Regions from separate parts of the Homo sapiens genome. Here region 2 is linked to region 1. A link is an interaction called in ENCODE POLR2A ChIA-PET data of the cell type or tissue named here. Cell type or tissue: Panc1. All regions are shown on one strand. Each heading gives the region's core, and the rest is flanking DNA. Links, peaks and the distances in the headings are about the cores only. Region 1 overlaps STXBP5-AS1 (STXBP5 antisense RNA 1). Region 2 overlaps STXBP5 (syntaxin binding protein 5).

Region 1 (4,401 bases), core at 212-4,211:
TTTTGTTAACAAAGAAACACTGCTCTCCATGAATGAAGTGTCATGAGGATGCTCTGAAAGTTAGAATGAAGTCTTAACAACCACTCTGCCAATGACTGTGTATTGAGCACTTCCACAAAGCAGGCATTGCACTAAATACTCGTATGTAGTCTCACAGAATACCCACAACTACATGAGCCAGGACTTTAATTAGAAAGAATCACCATCTCCAGCCCCACTCCTGCATTTGTGCTTTTGGGTCAGTTTTGTTGGATGTACTTCTACGCAGCATTCTTGCAATGTGCCTTGAGTCACAGGGAGGTGAAAGATATTCTCTTGTTGGTTTCATGGTTTCAGCTGTAAGACATCTCTTCTTACATAAAACCCAGAAATCATACCCCACACTTAAGATAGTCTGTTTTTATGAATTTTGTAGGGGAAAAAAGCCAGCTAATTTCTACACTCCTCTGATCCTGTTATTTTCATGATCACACTTCCCTGCATTTCCTAGTTTCAGTTAGGGCTGAAAACAATGTGCCAAATTGCAGGAGTGTCTATTCTCAGAGTGCTTCCCTCTCCGCAGACAGAGAGGAGGTGGCTCTTCATCTCACCCAGATCCAGAGGCTCATTGGACTTCTTGCCATCCATTAGATGTAGTAGACTCTTAGAAAATGAGCAAGCTTTAGAAACCTACGCAGAATTTGAGGGCAGTACTTAAAATGAACTTCGAAGACATTTAAAGGTTTGCCTTCTGATGCTCTTTTCTGGCTTCAGCAGCTAGAACCATGAAATGTTAAATTGGACAACACTGGGTTATAAATATCCATGATTCATATTTGAATAGCTAAAGATTTCATCGTAATACAAACAGTTCAGTTAAACTCTATGTGAAATGGTGAAAAGACCCCAATTATGAAGACTGTCTCATCTGCAAAGACCCATCTTTAGCTGTTATAAAACCCCAGTGTCAGTATTTGATAACCTTGACCATAAAGTTTGAAGAACATTTCTTTCTCTCTGCGTTGCCTCCTTATATATAAAATGTCTGCACAGGTGCAAAGAATACTAGACAAACAATTGAGAGAGAGGAGCTAAGGTGAGGACACTCTTATTTTATACTTTTGTGTACTGGAATTTTTAAAAAACAAATACATTTTACTTTTGAAATTTTAAAAGTACTTTTAAAATAAAGAGGTTGCCAGGTAAGGTGGCTCTCACCTATAATCCCAGCACTTTGGGAGGCCAAGGCGGGTGAATGACTTGAGGTTGGGAGTTTGAGACCAGCCTGGCTAACATGAAAAAACCCTGTCTCTACTGAAAATGGAAACATTAGCCAGGGGTGGTGGCAGATGCCTGTAGTCCCAGCTACTCTGGAGGCTGAGGCAGGAGAATCACTTGAACCCAGGAGGTGGAGGTTGAAGTGAGCTGAGATTGCACCACTGCATAATCCAGCCTGGACAACAGAGTGAGACTCCATCTCAAAAAAAAAAAAAAAAAAAAAAACCAAAAACAAGTAAATTGTTTTAGATTACTCAAAAGAAAAGAAACATATGCCTCCTTTGTTCTTTGTTGAGAATAAAAAACAATATTCTCAGGGGGTGTTAGCCGTTCCCTCTCACAGTCTTAACCTTCACTTGAACAAATGCCTAAATTTGCATAACCAGTTACTAAAATAATTTTCACATTAAAGCAACCATTTTTAAAGTGTCCTTTATACCTCTAGTTTCAGTCCAAGATCACTTATTGCCTTTAGTTGTCATTTCTCTCTTAGACTCATTTAATTACGAATAGTCTCTCATTCTTTTTCTCTTTCTCACTAAAGCAACCATTATTTACCTGACATACTACATGACAAAATAGTTTTAGAGTGATTTTATAATTATACTTTTCTGAAGCTGTGCTTTTGGTTGCCAAAAGTCAGAACTGCCAATCTAACGTGTATTTTTATATGTAAGAAAAGACTAAAAATAGGTGATTTTTAAAAAGTTTGTCATTTTATTGTGTCACCCTTAGTAAAATTATAGCTCCAGAGCAGATACTATAAAAACATTTTGATAGGGCAGTTTTCTATTAGCAGTATCATGTTCTTTTAATGTAAATATCAGAAATATCTGGATTACCGACACAATATAAAAGAAAAAAGGAGGCTAAAGCCTTTGGCATCTTTAAATTAAATTTGTTTCTCGTGATTACAGAAATGCAAGAACACATATGATTTAAAAAAGAAAAAGCAGTTGTTATCTATAAAAAGTTCCTGGTCTTCTCTGCCAATGTTTGGAGACAGTTTTAGCTGGGAAAAAAGTGAAGTTTATCTTCACAGCATCTGTTCACCTTTCTTTTCCCTTTCGTAAGTTGCTATTTCTGTTTCTGGAATATTTATGCATCCATGCTCTCTTTTGGAATGCTTCTGATAACCTCATTTCCACTTAGATGTTCACATCTGATAGCCTGTTGTTTTCTTTCCAGGGAATATATTTTTAAGTAAAAGGATTAAATCTCTAATGGTTGACTATTGAGTACAAGGGAACAGGGGATAATCTGGGAGAAGGTCATTTCCCAATGCCTCAGAAGTGATAAAATGAATATATATATATTAATATAAAATAATTTATATATATATAAATTAGAGTGTGCTTTACCTATCTTGGTATTCCAATAAAACACACTTTGAGAGAAAGCATATGAGTTGAATGCATCTTCTATGTATTAAATCCTGGTGATAAAATTGTCTTTTCTTACATTTTATTTTTGCTAATACCATTATTATCGTTTTAAAGTTCAGGTTTTAGCTTACAATAATTTAGAATTACTCTGAATTTAATTTTAAAAAAAGTAGCCCAAAAAATATTTTATTTCAATATCTTTGTATTTAAAACATCCAAAAACTTGGAATGGTTAAAGCATCTATTCTGAAACATTAAATAACATTAATAATAACCAGAAAAATATTAAGAATGTACAGTGTGCCAGCACTATGCTAAATTATTCTTATGGATTATGGTTTTTAATATTTGCAGAGAACTGTAGGTTGTGGGAATTATTTCCTCCTTTCCACAGAGGAGAAACCTGAAGCTTAGAGAGTCCAAGCAATTCGTTCAACTGTTAAACCAGAAAGTGGCAGAATCAGAATTTGAACCTTGTTCTGTTTCCCTCCACAGCCCTTCACTCCTAATTGTTACACTGTAGATCTAACTACATGTCTTGCCCATCCTTATTAAATGCCACCTGTGTACCAGGCACTGACCTCAGATACTTATATACATTTTCTTTCTCTTTTAATCATGCTTAAGTGGGCTGTCCAGTTTTACACAGCTTAGGAGTAGCAGAGCCAGGGCTCAGATCCACGTCTTATGATTTAAAGTTGAGTAGTGTTTCTAGCACAGGAAGCTAATCTCTCAATCAAGCCAAGTCTGATATAAAACATGGAGAAAGTTAGAGGTGGGATCTTCAGTGACAATCCACTCCAAAAACTTTCGGCCTACCTTTACAACAAAGAGAAGTATGCAGTTCTCAATTGTGCACTTACTGAGCAAGGCATTAACGTAAAGTCATAACTAAACTTTATAGTTGCCATGCATAATTTCTAAATTAAATATTATCCATTCTATATTTGAAACAATTTAGGTGAGGATATTTTGTTTTTAGCTGCTGGAAACTGATTTACTCAATGTTAAACTTTAACTGTTTAGGGTACTGTATTTCCAATAATGAATGAGGAGCAGGAATGTTTTTGTGTAATGATACAATTGATGCAGGGCAGGCAAGCCCCAAAGTGCAGCTTAGCCTGCTGAGTTCTTGGCTTTGCCCAGGACAGAATTCAAGAGCAAGCCAGAGGTAGAAGAACAGGCATTACTGAAGAGGCAGTGATCCGCCTGCTTCAGCCTCCCAAAGTGCTAGGATTACAGGTGTGAGCCACCAAGCCTGGCACACAGTGATTTTTAAACAGTCACACTTTCCAGGCTGGGTGTGATGGCTCACGCCTGTAATCCCAGCACTTTGGGAGGCCGAGGCGGGTGGATCACGAGGTCAGGAGATCGAGACCACCCTGGCTAACACGGTGAAATCCCGTCTCTACTAAAAATACAAAAGATTAGCCGGGCGTGGTGGCGGGCGCCTGTAGTCCCAGCTACTCGGGAGGCTGAGGCAGGAGAATGGCGTGAACCCGGGAGGCAGAGCTTGCAGTGAGCCGAGATTGTGCCACTGCACTCCAGCCTGGGCGACAGAGCGAGACTCCATCTAAAAAAAAAAAAAAAAAAAAAAAAAAAAAATCACACTTTCCAATGCAGTTTAAAATGTTATCTAATCGTCACTGTATTACATTCCTAGGGCTCCCATAACAAAGTACCAGAAATTGGATGACTTAAAACAACACAAATTCATTGTCTCACAGCTCTGGAAAACTAGAAGTTTGAGATCAACGTA
Region 2 (4,401 bases), core at 164-4,163, 100 kb before region 1:
GAAATGGCAATGCGGAAATCAAAATTTTAAAGGCTCAACTAAGAAAAAGATGGCTAAATAGGATGGAAGTTGGGATGGAATCAAACCAAAACATATATCACAAAGACATTGGGTTTTAAACATAAGAATTATTTAAACAGAGAAAAGTTTATTCTAGACTTAAGGACTCACTAAACACATGGCCATTGAGGAACACTCACTAGTAAGCAGTAAACTATGTCAACAATTCTTACCCCTACCTCCTTCACCTCAGCTTACCTTCCACTCATGGCCAAAAGAAAAAAGATAAGTTACATGGTAAACAGAGCTGGTGTCCAAAATTTATTTAAAAGTAAATATGAGGAAAATAAGAGATTAAACCAACCAACTAGAATTGCTAAATCTGAAAGTAGATGATGGCAATATACTTATTCAGAAATATTAAGAATGATAATACAGATATACAGAAGATCATGAAAAAGTCCTTATTTTTATTACTGCTAATAAACATCAGAAATGCGTTCAAATTAAAGTGCAAAATAATTGTATTGTATAGAAACCTGAATGTCTCTACAGGAAGTCTAAGTAACTAAATTAGAAAGCACCATAACTTCTCCTTAGAATAATGTGTGCTGCATATGACTAAGGGAAGAGAAATGTATCAAGTACCTTTTGGCAGTTTTTTATTATTATAGTTTTATGAACTCTTGGTTTATTTCATAAAAATCATGTCAGTAATCACTTTGTTTTGCTTCCCAAGAACTTCTGTAGAACTATATTATGTTTAAAATCTATCTTAATTCAAATTCAAATCTAAAAGGTATTAATAGTGAAATGCCCTTTTCTTTATATCAATCTGTTATACTCTTAAACAGATAAACATCTGTTTAGGTCAAACCAAAAAAACTATTTCCTTATCTGCCATCCCAAAATACCAAGTATACCTTCTGAAGATGCTAATATAGCAAATCAGGTCAGGAAACTTTCATTTAAACATCGAAAACAAATACACATTCTGATTATTACTAATTATTACTGCTACACTACTGATATCCTAATTATTAATTTTCTTCTTGTAGCTGGGAACAGTAGCTCATAATCTTTAATCCCAGCTTGAGCCCAGGGGACCAGCCTCAGCAACATAGTATGACCCCATCTTTGCAAGAAAGAAAAAAATAAAAGAAAAAGAAAAAATATATATATGCGCGCGCACACACACACACACACACACACACACACACACACACACACACATATATAAAATTATGTGAGCCAGGTGAGGTGGCTCACATCTGTGGTCCCAACTACTTGGCAAGCTGAGGCAGGAAGATCGTTTGAGCCCGGGAGGTCTAGGCTGCAGCGAGCTGTGATTGTGCCACTGTATTCCAGAAAGAAACCCTATCTCAAAAAAAAAAAAGAAAGAAAAAATTCTTCTTGTAAATAATTGCCTCTTCCAGTGCATAAAGGTAAAGCCAAATTGATCCAACAATTAAGCTTATCTTTAGTGATACTCAAACCTATAGTCCAGTTACTTACATGTACATGCCCAGCAATTATTACTCCAAGTTATTACACTATACAATTACCAAATTTAGTACTCAAATTACATACTAGCAATTCAAGAGAGACAGTCTCTATTAATAAATCTCTAAAGATTATTAAGATCATGTGATTAGGAACTCAATATTCTTGTTTAAGTTAATTTATTTTAATTTTACATCCTGACATTTAACAACCAAGGAAGAAGGTGAATTTTGTTAATGGTATTAAAAAAAAGTCCTGGTTTCCTATTTCATAATGAGACCTTATCTGTTATACACAGAAAATGCTACAAACCACCATCTTAGTATTCAATGTGAGCTACTGTTTCAAGGAAAGACATTTGTGTTAGTTCATTCACATGCTCTTTCCTGGTCCCTTCTGTAAACAAAGGTTTACACTTGTGCTTCTACTGACTTGGATTATGAATGTAGTCAATGGACACAAAGCTGAGGGAGCCGCAATGGTATGGAGTCTAACACTTCATTCTCTTTAACAGGAACTCAGAGCAATCAACCAGAAGATCCCTCTACAGGAACACAGTCCAAAGAATTCCTAAATCCCCCCACAGAAAAAGAAATTCTAAGGTCCAAAAGTTGGAAGGATTCTTGGAAATAACACATCCCAATTTCCTCATTTTACAAGAAAGGAAACTGAAGCACAGAGATTTTAGTTGACTTATACAAGGTAAGTCTGAAGATTATTGGAACAAGAATCTCCTAATAATAAGGCAATTCTTCCAAAATGCCTTTACTTTTTCCTTTAGGATGGCAAAGTTAGGTTGTAATTTCAAATGAATCATACTGAAAACCAAACAGAAAACAAAGAATATCCAACAGAGATAAAAACTCATCTTACTTAAAGCAGAAAGGCTTACAAAGCACGGACTTGAATCTCCAATAGTTAACATATTCTTTTCAATTCCATGGTTTCTATCACATTTGTTTCCTTCCACAAGAAATCCACTGCGAAATAAACTGTTTCCAAGCAGATTCCATTTCTGGTTGTTCTGAAATAAATGTGCCTATTCCTCCTGCTGCGGTAGTCCATGCTAAGAATCACAACTTACAGCTGATACAGCACTTATTCTTCCTTTTATGCAATGTCCTCTTGAATGAGGAGCTAAAGGAGCTAACAGTTGAGATATGAGCTGAGTATTTCAAGCTCCTTGTTTCTCCTGCACAACTACAATTCCAAATGACCGGAACTCTTCCATGAACAAAAAAGGATGGAGGAGGAGGAAAGTAGCTATGAACAAAAATGATGGGGAGGGAGAAGAATGGATAAAATCTGGCGTGGTGGCTCATGCCTGTAATCTCAGCGTTTTGGGAGGTTGAACTCAGGAGTTCAAGACCAGCCTGGACAATATGGTGAAACTCTGTCTCCGCCAAAAATAAAACAAAATAGTGGTGGCACACACTTGTGGTCGCAAATACTTGGTAGGCCAAGGTAGGAGGATTGCTTGAGCCTAGAAGGTGGAGGCTGAAGTGAGCTATAATCCTGCCACTGCATGCCAGGGTAACAGAGTAAGACCCCGACTCAAAATAAACAAACAAACAAAACACACTGGCTAAATTCTAAACTAATTATTTTACTTTTAATTATTTCAAATGAAAATCATTTCCATTTTTTTTCCATGGTATAATTATGTTTTATATAATAAAATTAAGTAGCAAGTCAAAATATTCTAATGCTATCTTGTAAGTACAGTACAGAAAGTCATTAATCAATTTAGCATTTACCATATGTGAGAAACTTTCACATACATTATTATTACATCTAAGTAGCAATTTTGAAAACTTGTGGTTGAGAAGAACACAACCTTTTTTTTTTTTTTTTTTGAGACAGAGTCTTGCTCTGTTGCCCAGGCTGGAATGCAGTGGCACAATCTTGGCTCACTGCAACCTCTGCCTCCCGGGTTCAAGCGATTCTCCTGCCTCAGCCTCTGAGTAGCTGGGATTACAGGCGTGCACCACCACGCCAGGCTAATTTTTGTGTTTTTAGTAGAGATGGGGTTCCACCACGTTGGTCAGGCTGTTCTCAAACTCCTGACCTCATGACCGCCTGCCTTGGCCTCCCAAAGTGCTGGGATTACAGGCGTGAGCCTCTGTGCCAGGCTGAACACAACCATTTTAAAAACAAACTCAAAGAAAAGAACAGTGCTTTTCAGTATCTTTTCCTCAAAGTTTGTATTAGCTACAAAAATAAATGAAATGAAGTCCTTCCTACACAGTTGCCACTCAGTATTCGCTGAGAGAAATGAAGGACCTGAAAATTAAAGCCACAGAAAAACTCTCATATTAATAATAATCATGTATTATAATAATAATGTAATAATCATGTATCCACCACAATATCCCTTCATGATCGTAAAAGCTACACACACACATTTTATTAGATTTAATCGTGACAATAACCTCACAAGCTAGGTAGGGTTATTATTCTTATTTAACTGGTGAAGAACTTGGGCTAAATGCAGTGGTTCTCAACCAGGGGCACCTGGAAGTGTGTTGGAGGGTCTGGGTTGCCACACTGACAGGGGAGGCAACATGGGCATTTAGTAGGTGGGAGACGGGGATATTAAATATCCTGCAATGTGCTGGACAAACCCACAGAATTATTCTGCCCAAAAAGCTACCACTTTGAGAAACACTGACAGAAAATAAATGGACAATGCCAAACAGCTACTAATGACCTTAAATATAAATTCAGTAACAAAATTCTGGAAATCACCAAGGACCAGCCAAAAAAAACCAAAACAAAACAGTGAAAGTATATCAAATTCTCACACTAAAATAAGAAGTCTAGGCTACTCTCCCAAAATGATAATACAATAAAAGTTAAAGATAACATAATTTCAAACTCAACATTTCTCTGCCACTT

Evidence for each region. ChIA-PET counts read pairs that join two places held together with the same protein. Peaks named below come from ENCODE experiments on the same cell type or tissue, not always from the same donor. Only the 100,000 strongest peaks of a DNase experiment are listed, where the experiment ranks them.
Region 2: POLR2A ChIA-PET joins it to region 1 with 7 read pairs; 9 of 35 experiments call an interaction of 5 or more read pairs at or near these places.

What each region holds. Positions count from the first base shown.
Region 1 is chr6:147,110,635-147,115,035 of GRCh38, reverse strand. The region is part of intron 4 of STXBP5-AS1 (STXBP5 antisense RNA 1); the gene reads left to right. Among named protein-coding and RNA genes, the nearest start is that of LUADT1, 46 kb to the left of the region's middle. In Panc1, for the core only: no CTCF peak of the experiment used is centred there; no DNase peak of the experiment used is centred there; H3K27ac peaks cover 1,834 bases.
Region 2 is chr6:147,210,267-147,214,667 of GRCh38, reverse strand. All of the region lies in intron 2 of STXBP5 (syntaxin binding protein 5), which reads right to left. Among named protein-coding and RNA genes, the nearest start is that of STXBP5-AS1, 7.9 kb to the right of the region's middle. In Panc1, for the core only: no CTCF peak of the experiment used is centred there; no DNase peak of the experiment used is centred there; H3K27ac peaks cover 954 bases.